Regions from separate parts of the Homo sapiens genome. Here region 2 is linked to region 1. Evidence: chromatin loops called from intact Hi-C (ENCODE). Cell type or tissue: Calu3. All regions are shown on one strand. Each heading gives the region's core, and the rest is flanking DNA. Links, peaks and the distances in the headings are about the cores only. Region 1 has its middle 150 kb from the start of DSC3. Region 2 overlaps LOC105372047 (a long non-coding RNA gene).

The links. A loop is a pair of places that touch in the nucleus more often than their neighbours do. Peaks named below come from ENCODE experiments on the same cell type or tissue, not always from the same donor. Only the 100,000 strongest peaks of a DNase experiment are listed, where the experiment ranks them.
Region 2: it touches region 1 in a loop (2.5-fold over the local background); 3 of 110 quality-filtered maps call a loop at or near these places.

Annotation. Positions count from the first base shown.
Region 1 is chr18:30,886,750-30,894,187 of GRCh38, reverse strand. No RefSeq gene overlaps it. Among named protein-coding and RNA genes, the nearest start is that of DSC3, 150 kb to the left of the region's middle. In Calu3, for the core only: a CTCF peak has its summit at 4,109 (motif pointing right); a DNase peak (open chromatin) is centred at 4,107.
Region 2 is chr18:30,371,290-30,378,727 of GRCh38, reverse strand. All of the region lies in intron 1 of LOC105372047 (a long non-coding RNA gene), which reads left to right. Among named protein-coding and RNA genes, the nearest start is that of MIR302F, 76 kb to the right of the region's middle. In Calu3, for the core only: no CTCF peak of the experiment used is centred there; no DNase peak of the experiment used is centred there.

The sequences.
Region 1 (7,438 bases), core at 2,344-6,343:
TGAATTCTTTGGAATTTATGATTCCAGGAGGATATTTCAAAGTGGCAGCTCGTGTATTTGAGCAAAGCTCCAAAGAAGAAATATGATAAATACTTCCAATATTTATTTACTTACTTAGGCAGAAGGTTAGTGATGTAGGAGGGAATGCAAGCAATATATAAAAATTTGGCATGCACCCTTTTAAGAACTTACAAAGGAGGAGTTGAATTTTAATTTCTTCACCATCATGACAGTCTGAAGATTTCTTGTTAAATTGAAACTTTGCCTACCAGTTTACATTTAAAGCTCATTTCCTAATGAATGTTTACTCATTCAAAGCCAATACTTGGGTAAACTGGTGTCAATTCAAGGAATGATTGTACTATTTTGCTGCAGTTGAAATGAATGCAAACAGGGAAAAAATAGAGTGATATTAGATTTATTATCATGTTGGTTTAAAGTTGTATTTTTGTCAAAAATATAAAAGAACTATTATTAATAGTGTAGGTTTTAAAGAAATTACTTAAATAATTATCAAATTTGGTAAGAATTTATTTCAAGATCATCAGTGGCATTCTTTGTATTTATTAAAATGATAGTAGCAAGCTCTCTGATTTACGGCTCTTTGGTTGCAAAAGCCACCATACTTCTGGAACACTCACATTAAGGGGTTTATTTTAATAGGCTTCTACTCTTGATTTTTTTTTCACCTTCTTCCCATCTAGGAATTTACCCAGCAACACATTCATTATTGTATAAGAAGAGTCAATAACTATCAATGTGCCCTGATATGAGAGGAAAAAGGAAGATCAATTTCTTGGTCCTTTTGAACCAGAATCTTGCCCTTTAATGGATTACTTAAAGTTGTTCACTTACCCTAGTGGTTTCTCATCAGCATCTTTATTATCTTTTGAGTTTTAGGAGGCAGATGATGAAAGGCTGGTTTTACAACACCTGTTGCCTTATATAAGTGTTTATTCAGAACTGATACGAGTATTCTCAATCTTTAGGGTCCTGGCTCTGGGCAGAAAGTGCTCACATACTGATTTTTTTTTCCATTTCTGTACCAGGCATATAAGGCAGTGGTATAGTTAAGTAAAGCTCTTAGAAACTAAGCATTTTGTCTTCTGTCTTGGATAATTTGTCCTTGATGCCATTTCACATTAAGGATATGATTAAAATCCATAGGAGAATGGGGGAAGCTTTGAATGAAAAGCTGATTCTCAATGCGAAGTGTTCTGTTTTCCCTGGAATGACCTTGGCAGGGGGCAAAGGGCAAGCAGAGAGACTAGAGATAGCTGCCTAGTGTCTGGTTAACAAAGTATGCACTTAAAGAGAGCAGATGGTTCTTTTATAAACCATATAGCTGTGTTGACTCAGAAAAGACATTCTGTGCTTCTCAAAAAGTTACTTTAAGTCTACAACATAGGCAACTGTGCTAAAAGGTACTCGTTCAGATATCTGCTGTAGAAATTAAATACATAAAATCCTCTAAATCACATTTTATGATCTTAACTGATGGCTTGAAAATGGTCTGGTTTTGGGGAAGCTTAGGACATGGCTCCTTAAAACAGCATCCTCAATTTCTTGTTAATTGCATCTTTGAAAAGCAGAGATCTTAAAACGATATTTGCAATGAAAGTAATTCGACTGGGAGATGTGGTTAATATAAGAGGGAAACTAAGAAAATATAGCATCATGAGTGTTCTGAAAACTTTCTAATGAAGTTTAAATGAAGACTGTGAAAGATTAAAAAGATATAAATTAGGAAAAACCCACTAATATTTCTACCTGAAAATTAACTTATACAATTTTTATAGCAACCTATTATTCTACTGTAATTTCTGCATTGATTAGTGGGTTTCTGTAGCCAATTGTTTTTAAATAGTTTTGAGTTGCAATGATTTAAACATCTGTAAGGATTTCTATTCTGGAGAAAAAAGTCACGTGTTTACCATTCAAATTCCAGTAAGGACATTTACATTTCTCTATTTGGCATAGTTTTGGTTTCTGTAGTCTCCACAGGTAAACTGGCACAGCAGCTTAGTCCTTTGGAATCAATGACTTCAGGACTTGGGCAAGGTTGTGTCACTTATTTACCAGGAAACTTATTGGTTCTAATTCAAACATCTTTCTGTAGAAAATTTGAATAAATGTAACAAATAGAATCACAAATAGCAAGGGATCATTTACATGCTTCCATGTCTTCAAGTAGGAAAAAAAAAAAATGTCAAATACTACCTGTCTAGCGAAAACAAAATGGATAGTTGTGTACTTCTCCATTAAATTTTAGCTGACTTCACAACCAATGTTGGTATTTTTTAGGAAAAAAAAAATCCATTTCTGCCCAAAGGATCCATCTTAAATTAATTCATAATATTTACTTATAATAGCACAATTCTTTGACTATGTAGAGGTAATTCGAAGGTTGGTTAAGTGATGTAAGGTCCTTTGAGAAATATTACATATTAATCATGTGAATCTTTTATTTATATTTTTTTCCTGAGAACTAAGCCCTCCTGTGTTCACACTTGAATTCTATAATTTCACTAAAAGGAATGAATGGACATGTGATAACTGTGATAACTGACTTTGCATTTTTTTCTTTTTCCTTTTTCTTTTTTTTTCCAGACAGAGTCTCGCTCTGTCTCCCAGGCTGGAGTGCAGTGGCATGATCTTGGCTCACTGCAGCCTTCACTTCCAGGGTTCAGGTGAGTCTCCTGCCTCAGCCTCCTGGGTAGCTGGGACTACAGGTGTGCACCACCATGCCTGGCTAATTTTTGTATTTTTAGTAGAGACGAGGTTTTGCCATGTAGGCCAGGCTGGTCTCAAACTCCTGACCTCAGATAAATTGCCCGCCTCGGCCTCCAAAAGTGCTGGGATTACAGGCGTGAGCCACCACGCCTGGCCTCTTTCTATCTTTTCTCTATCCCCTGCAAATCCTTCCTTCTTACGAATAACCCCTGTCCATTTTGGCTACCACCTAATTTCAGAAGTCCTGCTAGGATGTTTTTCAAATAGATTCACCAAAAACATCTTTTGAAATGTTCTCTTCTCAGACACCAGAGATGCTTGGCCCAACATCACTATCATATAATCGCAATATCGCACAGTGGTGTGTGACAAGTTTGGAGTGAAAGCCCGTCTCTGGGTGATGTTCCTGTAGAGATAGGTCGACTTGCGTTCCAATGTGTTACAAAATGTTAGGGCCGAAACTTCCTCAGATTTTATATAGTTTCCCTGCTCTTCAAAAGACTCATTTGGGAGGCAGATATGAGGACAAAAGTCATGTTTCCAGACTTTTCCTACTGTTTATGGTTTAGGATGCATGGCTGGTTGGTACCTGGATTCATTTCACCTCAGGATGACCTCTTCTCAGCCCCCTTGAACACAGAATCTTGGAGAAACCATGTCCCCACTAGACTTGCCCAGATGTACCTAAGCACCACTTAGACCTGTGCTGTGACCTCCTGCACACTCACCTGCATTACTATTCATTACATTACTTAATGCATTTGACAAATTTAGTAGCAAATTAGCTTTTCCTTTATAAATTATTTAATTGCTTAAGGCTTCAGTTAGTTGATTTATCTAAAACAGACAACAAAAAGGAGTGGCTATACATGTTTCACATAGCTTTTTGTTTGGAAGGTATACATATTTAAAGGGGTTGTGTGACATTATTCACACCTCTAGATCTTCCTATTTTCCCCCTTGTAATATTCAGATGGGGGTGACTCCAATATTTGAGATAGTTTTCTAAATCATTGTAATTGTAACAAACTAGAGGTCACACTCCCCTTTCTGTAAAATCCATGAAATTTCAGCCTTTTTTGCAGAATTTCTAAGTGGGAAGTATAGATAAAAGGATACCTGGGTGAGTACAGTTCTGCAAGAAGCAGAACGATATTGATGTTGTGATGTTGCTTTCCATGTGCAATTCTTGGTTGAATTTTAAGCTTATTTTTCCTAAAATGCAGTTTTCACTGTTTTAAAATGAATTTGACCTCACCGATGTCAAGGTAGGAAGAAAGGGGATTTACATTGTTTGTCTAAGCCCTCAAATTTGAATGCCTCATGGCAAAGCGAGCTATCCTTTTCCCAGATCTGACATCCTGCAGACAGAAGATGGTGCTGTTGGTTAGGAACAATACGTGGCCCTGCATTTTTCTATCAAGCTCATGATCAGGCTGTTATCACAATCATTCTTTACCAAACAGGAAAAAAAGTCACAGTCAACTGAAATGCATTCTGGCATCTGACTTCAGTTACTTTACTTTTTAAAAATGACCCGAAGAATGCTTTCACCGTGTTATTTTTCCTATTTGATGTAAATCTTGGAAACTGTGGAGAAAAAGTAAGTTCTAATATATAGTGCATGTTATTTCCCTTCATGTAGTGAGGTTTTACATTATCTGAAATAACTGCAAAACATCCCAGCCTGGATGACTCATTGGTTACAGGAAAAAGCCAGACATTTAAAACCAATGCATAAGAATATTACTGTTTCATGAACTCTGAATATTGAAAAAACATTTTCTGACTATGGGTTGTTCACTGCATAAATACTCCCATGGCATGGTACTCAAGCAAGCTCAGATGCCAGATAAGGAGCCTGCTTTCTCCTGCACATGCTAAACCATACCATGGCCACATCTGGATCCCCTGGCTGTAGTTCTTGGAAAGGCCAATGAATGCGACATGCAGGCATGGGCTCATGTCTTCAAGAAAGATCCAGGAAAGGGCAGGAAAACTTTCAGATCCCTAAAGCAGAGGTCAGGCCACCTAACATCATTTGAAATATCATGGAAATAGGTCAATATTGCACAGCAGTATTAAAGTTTAAACATGAGAGTTAGAGCTATCAGTCAAATCTAGAGAATCATAGGCTGACTAAAAATCTAGGCAGGAATTGCCAAGGGAAAACAGTACTGCCCTTGCAGTTACTGCCAAGGGGCTGGATGCTTCCTATTCATATATTGGTTAACACCAATTTGGGAGAATTGTGGTTAGCTTGAAAGATTTGTTTATGTCTGGTGATGCATGGTGACATCCTTTGGAGGAAGTCTCAGACAATAAGAGAATCTTAATTAGTAATAATTATAAGTTTGAATATTTCCACTGAACTTGAGAATATGTAGGTTCTCCTTGTTCAAAAATCCCTACATTTCTTCTTAGGTATCTATTCTCCATGGTTTGTAGATAAATCTGTAACTCATTCAGGTGGGAATAACCAGCATAAAGATCTGTGGAAGGAGGCACTGGTTTGAAAAAGATGCTGAAACTAGACTGTATTTTAAATCAATTTCCACTATCTGACAATTTCTTCTGTGTGCCTCAATTTCTCATTGGGGTAATGAAAGTACCTAACTCACGGGGTTACATGGAGTCAGAGAGTTTATCACAGGTAAATCGTGATGAAAGTTACCTGGTTCATAATAAGTGTGGCATAAGGGCTTGTTACCATTATTTCTGCTCGCTTAGAGAAGGCTATGAAAGCATCTAGAGGCAGGAGTTAAACCAATGAGCACGCTTTCCTTCTGATGATACAAATTCTCTATGCCAGGTCTTGACCCTTTTTTGCAATACTTCCTGAGACTTCTGACATCATAGGTACTTTCTGCTTCCCAGTGCACGTGAATAAGCAGAAGGAATAAGTATGTCAATGATGGTGATGACTTGCCATGACAGGAGGAGACAATCAGCTTATAAACTGTACAGTTAACTAAGTCCCTAGATGACTTTACAAGCAGAAATATTTTAGAAAGGAAAATAAAAAAGATATTTGGTATCATTGTTCTGAGATCATCGCACATCTAACTGTACATGCGTATGTGATTTTAACCATTAAGAAGAAAAATGAAACCAAAAGCATATATTTGGAGATACTCTGGATACTAAAGATCCATTTCAGTGAATTGGTGAAGTTGATATCCTTCTATCAGAATTTCCGTGGATCAGATGTTCTCTTTCCAAAAGCCTCAACATACTGTCTCCAAAGGGGGATCCCTTTAGGTTTGCACATTTTGCCTTGGTCTATTATGATACCATTTTATGATAGCAGTTTTTGGTGTATTAGTGTTTGACGCTGGCTTTATTTTTTTTCCCTTAAATAATTTAGAAGGTACAATTCCTTCAAATGTTTCCCAATATCAGAAACTTCATTTTTGTGAAACAGAAAAAAATGTATCTATTAGAGTATATCATTTAAGTGAACGCTGAGCTCTATAGGGAATAATACTTATCTATGATATCTATTGATAATCTTAGACTTTTGATTTCTATGACTCCTGTCAAATTCCCTAGATTGGGCTAGTTATCTTGCCTATGTGTTTTTCACAGTACTTTCTTCTCTTTTCTATTTTTAGTAGAATAGCATTATAATTGGCTAATTGCTTCTCTAGCTTTCCCAGTAGCTCTGTATATGAACAAAGGCTGAATCTTGTTCATTGCTGTGCCCTTATAATTTAGCAAGATGTCTATAGTAGGCACTCAATAAATATTTCTTGAATAAATGAAATAAATGAGAGGTAGAAGGTGATCAAATGTGTGTGTGTGCGTGTGTGCGCGTGCACATGTGTGTGACAATGAGACAGAGAGAGAGAGAATGATGTTGGAACTGGAGGCATGAGATTGTCATCAGAGATTTTAAGACAAGAATAGACATACAATTAGCTTGTTTAATTTTTCTCTAGAATTTCCTTAAGGAATGTAGATTCCAAAGTCTGTGCCAAGGTTTGCTGGTGCTTCAGTAAATTTAGAGGCTCTGTGGGAAATTTAAACTTTTTTCTAACAGAAACTCCACTTATGACATCTGTTGAATATTGGGAGAACTGCTAGCTCAGGGTAGTTCACAGACTTAACATTAAATCACACTATATTCTCTTCACTTACATCATGTTTTTGAGAAGTTGTTCTTTACTTTTGGCACTTGTTGCAATAAAAAGCAAGTACCAAATGAAAATTGGGGTGTCTAATCTGATTTCAGATTGGGATGTCTAATCTGATTTGAAAAGTTGTGCAATACGCAGCAGCAATACACATCCCATTAGTAATAGGTTACCGCTACTTAAGAATGAAATAACACTAATTTTCCTTTCAATGTATGTGTATTCTCTTTTCAGATATCTACTAAGTTGTTAAGACGTAAGTACTTCTTAAGTTGTGTGCATCTCACAACTTAATAGATGTAACCGTTGGGCATTTCTTTTGTCCTAGGAACACTTAATTACTGAGATAGGGCCGGGAGCAGTGGCTCACGCCTGTAATCCTAGCACTTTGGGAGGCCGAGGCGGGCGAATCTCGAGGTCAGGAGATCAAGACCATCCTGGCTAACACGATGAAACCGCGTCTCTACTAAAAATACCAAAAAAATTAGCCGGGCGTGGTAGCAGGCGCCTACAGTCCCAGCTACTAGGGAGGCTGAGGCAGGAGAACGGCGTGAACCCGGGGGCGGAGC
Region 2 (7,438 bases), core at 1,268-5,267, 510 kb after region 1:
GAATATGAGCTGTCATGGTTCAGATACCAAGCCCACTGGTGATACAAGTTAAATAGCATTCTTTTCTGTTGAATGATGTGATTAAATATGTAAACTAATAAACTCTCTTTAGGCTACTTCAGCATCTTGGTGCATTTCTCTGTGGGTGTTTATTTTTATCTGTTTCCTTTCAAGATAGTATTTGAGTCAATTTTCTTTTAACTATAAGTGTAAGAACTTCTCACTCTCAGGAGAAAATATTTGGAAGTTCTTCAAAACAGTTGCTCCACCATTTGGGAAAAATAACTGAAGTTAAGCAGGATATGAAGTGGAAACTTTGTAAGTTTCTCTTCAGTTCATTCCACTGCAATTCAATTCTAAGCAGCCCCAGAGCTATTATGCGTTTTAGAATTGCAAGCAAAGCATGTCTTCTCTGGACATTCTTTTGAATGTGGTTGCAAAGTTATGTGCAGAAAAGTACACTACAAGGAAGAAACACATAATGTACAATGATTTCATTTATGCTCCTGCTCTGAATTTAATGTTGGCCATGTATTTCTCTAAGTAGTGTATTTATGATATAGACATTTGGTGTCTACAGATGACCAAAGCATTGCATGAGGTACTGCAGTAATTATGGAAATGATTGGAATCATGTTTCATCCTTCCAAGGGTTCACATTCTCACTGGCATGTGTAGAGGCAGCACTTAATTTGGCTAACTATTGGTTACTTTACATGTCCTGCTATACAGATAGTTATACTTGAAAATGGATGGCTTGGGATATACATCCAAACAGGAAAGAAAATCTGTCAAGGAGAATAGATCACCAGAAAGTCATAATGAAAAAAAGATTTATTTATAGTGGCAATTATTACCTTTATTAATATATATCATTTAAAACATTTAATTTTATTATGAGAAAAATTACATATGTTCTTTATAGAAAATTAGTGATTAAATACATTTTTAAGTAAGTCACAAACAATAGAACAATGGTAATTGTTAATTTTTGTGTATGTTTTCTTGTGAACAAATTATGTCTAATAAGTGATGTTGTGTATGCAGAGATTTTTTTAAAATATATAAATATAATTCAAATATATGCACAAAATAAAATGTCAAAAGTAGAGAAAACATCAAAATCTCCCTCTATATTTCTTATTGCCTCCTTGGGGTATAATCACACTTAAGTGTGAATGTATTATCTTCATAACTTTAAAAGATTATAAGTTATTGTTTTTGTGTGTGATTGTATGTGTGCGTGAATTTAAAAGAATGTACCTCATAGAACTCCAAATAACTATAATGCTAAGGACCTCAGTTACTGCCCTCTGAAAACAATCTTTTAATTTTACCTAACATGCTTCCCGTGGCATAATCCTAGTCAATGACTTAGAATGCCCAGGATGCTAAGACAGACTCCTTATCAGGGGACGTGGAACTTCTCTGACAACCAGTTTTGGCTCCAAGACTCTATCTTCACTGAACTTCTTTAGCTGGGATTCGTACGCCTAATCTTCCCTACCTCACTTCTTTATTAAGGATTGGATTGCTCTGCGCTCTGATGGAGTGAGGGCTGTATTTCTGGTGTAGTGCACTAATACTAGAGACTCACTGCCATCATCCTGACACATTTGTAGTGTGAAGGTTCTATCCTGGGAGAGGCAAGTTGAGAAGGCTAGAGGCTACAGAACCCGTCTCAGCAGTCACTCCTATGACAAGGGTGTCACTCGGAGAGAAGCATGCTATTATCTCTGCCCCCGCTGCAGACTCTTGATTCAGATTTCTTCGTGTGTGCAAATGGAAAGAGATATAATAAAACAAAGATCTCTGAAGCCCTTCTCAAAGAAATTCACTTCATTATACAGTGTGGAGTAAGTTCAAGATTAAGGCAACTGTCAATAACAATAGAGAATTTGGTGGAAAGAAATGAGAGGAGACTGGTAGTTTTATTGTGATATACCAAACCACGGGCAGCTAGTTTACCTAAGTGAATCAGGAAAGAGACAGCTCAAGAGCGCCCTCCTGGTGTCAAAGCAAACCGGAAACTCAAATCTCAAATGCTATCTATACAAAGGAGCCCACATTTAATTAGAGCAGGCTGTGGAGTAAATTGTGCCTGAGGGCACACTTGAAAAAAAAATTAAATGGGCCAGCAATTAATGGAGCTTAATTGTATGTGTTGTCAAGGAAAGAGGTAGAGTCCTATTCGTCAGAGTCTTCACACTGAGGAGAAATAGACTTAACTAAAATAATCTAGCCTTTCACGAAACATATAAACATGCACATAACAATAACAAGCTTAGGGTGGAGGAAGTACCTGGAATTACTACACTATATTATCTAAAATTTCTAGTTTTCAACAAAAATTTGTAAGAAATGCAAAGAAACAGAAAAATATGACCTATACATAAGGAAAAAAAATAAAAGGTAAAGGAAGCTGCTTATGAGAGTGACTAAATACTAAATATGCTCAAAATACTAAAATAAAATATTCTAAAAGACAAAACTATGATGACAATGTCACATCAGGAAAGCATTAAACAATAGGAGTTATTGAAAAGAATCAAATTGAATTTCTGAAGTTTAAATGTATAACAAGTGAAATAAAAAATACACTAGAGGAGCTGAATTGAAAGAGGACATATTAGTAAATTGAACATTTATAGAGATCATGCAATCAAAAGAATAGAAAATAAAAACGATGAAGAAAAATGAACAGTGCCTAAGAGAAATGTGGGACAAGTTTAAGTGCATAAAGAAATGCATAACTGGAGTACAGAAAGATGGGAAAGAGATAAAGAAGCAAAAAGATTTTTGAAAAAACAATGGCTGAAAACTTCTCATATATAATAAAAAACATTAATCTACACATCCAAGAGTCTTATCACACTCCACGCTGGATAACATAAATAGATGTACACAAAGACATACCATAGTGAAAATGTGTAAAACCAAAGACAAATCTTGAGAGCCTTAAGATAAAAGTGACTCATTACTTAAAACACCAATAAGATTAACAGTGACAATTCACAAGAAACAGTGTAAAAGTTATAGAAGAACAAATAAAAATGAGACATAAATAATACCCATGTAATATGGCAGGTGCTGACTCCACTATGTTAATAATAATAATAAATATGAATAGATTAAGTAGTCCATTAAAAACGTATGCATTTTTAGACTGGATATAAAAACAAAACCCAGTTATATATTTTTCTACAGGAGACATATTTTAGATTCAAATATATAAATAGATTAAAATTAAAAGGATAGAAAAAAGTTGTCACAGAGAAAATATAAGACTGAAGTGGTTATACTCATATCAGACAAAATAGACTTTAGAACAAAGAATGTTACTGGAAGTAAAGAGGGACATTTTATAATAATAAAAGTGTCAGCCCATCAGGAAAATATGACAAGCTTAAACATATGCATCCAACAAGTAAGGACCAAATCCATGAAGCAAAACTTGGAGAAGTAAGAGGAAAACTGTATAATTCAATAATGATAGTTAGAAGACTGAAGACCTCATATATTTGTGGAATGATTAGACAGAAGAACAAGGAGGGAAAAAAGATTTGGACAGTACTATAGACCAATTTAGACCCAACAGGTATCTATAGAACAGTCTACCTAACAACAGCAGACTAGACATCTTCTCAAGATTACATGAAACATTCTCCTAGATAGACTATATACTATACTACAGTCTCAGAAAGTTTAAAATACGTAAACATCACATAGTCTGTTCTCTAACTAACATGTAATGAAATCAGAAAGCAATAACAGAAATAATTTTGGAACACTTAAAAATATGTAGAAATGTTAAAAAATCCTAAATGAAAAATAGATCAAAGGAAATAATATGCAAGTAGTTAGAAAAAAATGAGATAAAAGGGAATAAATGCACAATATAGTAAAACTTATAACAATAGAGCAATGCTTAGAGGAAAATTTAGGTCTATAAATAACTATATTAAAAATATACATTTCAAATTAATATCTTTTCACCTTAAGACAGTGAGAAAAGAGATCAAATGAATTCCAACATAATACAGAAAGAAAAAACTTAAAATATGGCAAAAATTAGTAAAATAGAAAAATATTAGAGATATAAATGAAACCAAAAATAGATTCTTTGTAAAGATCAACAAAATCGACAAAGCTTTAGCTAGACTGAGCAAAAAAATACAAAAAGAAGGATTCAAATTACTAAAATTAGAAATGAAAGATAGGACATCACTACCAGCCCTACAGAAAAGGTTTAAAAAAGATTATAAAGTAATGCTATGACAATTATGTGCCAATACATTAGTCAACTTAGCCAAAATGAACAAACTCCTGTAAAGACAAAAACTACTAAAACTGACTAAAGAAGAAATGGAAAATCCAGTAAGGAGATTGAATTAGTAGAAAACAAACAAAAACTCCTCAGGCATTCATGATCTCACTGGTGGATTCTACCAACATTTAACAAAAATTAATAGCAATTCTTCATATGGTCTTCCACAAAATAGAAGATAGTGCTTCTCAACTCATTCTATTAGGCTAGTTTTACTCTAATATCCCCTAAGATTAGGAATAAGAAAAGAATATTTTCACCACATCTATTCTATACTTAGGTTCTAGCCAGAACAATTAGGCAAGCAAATGAAATACAAGCTATCAGGACTGGAAATTAAAAAGTAAAAATATCTGTATTTACAGACTACATGAATTTATGTATGGAAAATCTTAATCCACTAAAAAATCAAAGCTATTAAGTTCAGGCTGGGTATGGTGGCTCATGCCTGTAATCCCAACACTTTTGGAGGCCAAGGTGGGTAGATCATATGATCAGGAGTTTGAGACCACCCTGGCCAACATGGTGAAACCCCGTCTCAACTAAAAATACAAAAAAATAGCCGGGTGTGGTGGCACATGCCTGTAATCCCAGCTACTTGGGAGGCTGAGACAGGATAATTGCTTGAACCCAGGAGGCAGAGGTTGCAGTAAGCCGAGATTGTGCCACTGCACTCCAGCCTGGGCGACAGAGCAAGACTCCATCTCAAAAAAAAAATTAAAAATAAAAAATAAAATAAACAAGTTCAGAATTAGTGAAGGATATGTTTAATTTATAGTAATCAATTATTTTCCTATGCGTTTTCAATGAAGAATCTAAAAATGAAATAAGAAAAACTTTTTCCACTTACAATTGCACCAAAAATAATAAACACTTAGGAATAAAATTCACAAGACAGGTACAAAACTTATACTCTGAAAACAACAATATATTGTTGAAAGCAATTAAAAAGGATATAAAGAAATAAAAAACCATTCTCTATGAGCTGAAAGACTTACTACTGTAAATATGACAATAGTCTTTGAATTGTTCTATATATTAAACAAATCATTCTGAAAATCCCAGCTGGCTTCTTTGTAGACATGACAAGCTGATTCTAAAATTTAAATGTAAACTTATGGGACACTGAATAATCAAAACAATTTTGTAAAGAACAAAGTCATAGGAATCACACTTCCTGATTTCAAACTTATTATACAGCCAGTGCAATCAATATGACATGGCACTGGCATAAAGGTAGACACAAATCAAAGGAATAGAATTGTGAGTTCAAAACTATCCCTCACATTTATGGGAAATTGATTTTCAACAAGATTGCCAATATATTTGGATGAAGAAAGAATAGTCTTTTCAACAAAGATGCTGAGACAACTATATACCTGCCAGCAAAAAAAGGAAGTTGTACCCATATCTTCTACCGTATACAAAAGTTAACACAAAATGACTCAGAGAACTAGATGTAAGAGTGAAAATATACAATTTATTAGAAGAAAACATCTTATAAAGGCAAAACCTTATGACCTTATATGTGGCCATAGTTTCTTAAGCATGATACCAGAAGAACAAGCAACAAAAGAAGCAGAATAAATAAATGGTATGTATTCAAAATTTAAAACATTGTGTTTCAATGGACACTTAAGAACGTGACCAAAGCCCACACAATAAGAGAATATCTTTGCAAATCATACATTTGAAAAGGGAGTTGTATCTCAAATATATGAAGGATTCTCACAATTCAATAATTCAGAAAGCCAATAAAATGATCTTTTTAAAAATCACCAAAAGATCTAAGTGACATTTCTCTCAAGAAAATATGCAAATATCTAATAAGTACATAAAAACGCTCATCATTAGGTACTAGCAAAAGGCAAATGAAAACCACAATCAGATAGCACTTTATACCCACTTGTATGGCTATAAGTAAAAAGACAGATAATAAATAATGTTGGAGCGGATATGGAAGAATAAATATCCCCACATGCTGCTAGTGGGAATGTAATGTGATGTATAATCACTTTGGAAAACAGTCTGACAGTTACTGAGAAAAGTTAAACATACAAGGACTATTGGACCCTGCAATTCTACTCTTAGGGGCATATGTTTACGTGTGTGTGTGTGTGTATGTGTGTGTGTGTGTGTGTGTAGTGTGTATATAAATACATACATAGATATATCTATATAAAGAAATGAAACGTATATCTACAAAATAACTTGTACACCATAATAACCAAAAGCTAGAAACACCCCAGATGTCCATCAACTGATGAATGGATAAACTGATGAATAGATATATTTCATACAATGGAATATTATTCAGTAAAAAAAAGAAATGAGTACTGATACTACTACATAGATGAACTTGGAAAACTATTTTAAGCAACAGAAGCCAGTTATATATTGGCAAATCTGTAGAAACAGAAAGAGATTAGTGGTTTCCTCTACTTGAGTGAATGAAGGTAGAAGATAGCTAAATTGTATCAGGTTTCTTTTTGGGATTATAATGATCTAAAACTGATAATGGTGATGATTGCATAACTGTCAATATACTAAGTACCACTGAATCGCACTCTTTAAATGGATGAATTGTATGGTGTATAAATTATATCTCAATAAAATTGTTACTTTTCCTCCTTGAAGAGGCAGACACTAAGATGGGATTCCATTGTAGGGATTTTATTAGGAGAAGTGTCTGTGTGAGACAGAAATTAGGGGAAGCTGGGAAAATCTGGAAGAGCAGTCAATATCTTAGAAAACAAAAAGTAGGCAAGTGGAAAGAAGCCTAGAATACTAAAGGAAGCAGAAGCCTGTGGAGGAGTAAGGCAGTGAGAACCAACCTCATTTCTGCCAGTTATGAGCAGTTTCATGAATTTGAGGTAACATGTACCCCTAAAAGAGGGGAACTGAGTTAATAACTAGTAGCTGGTTAAAAGCTTTACATTAGATAACAAGATATCTTCTCTCAACTTAAATCTAGGTCACTTGTTCTCTTTTATTCTAACAGAAGTTGGGAGGTTTATTCTAAATGTAACAGAGCAGCTTAACTTCAAAATGCATTTTAAACTTTTTTTTTCGTTTCTCTTGGGTGTCAAGATATAACCTTGAGGCAAACTG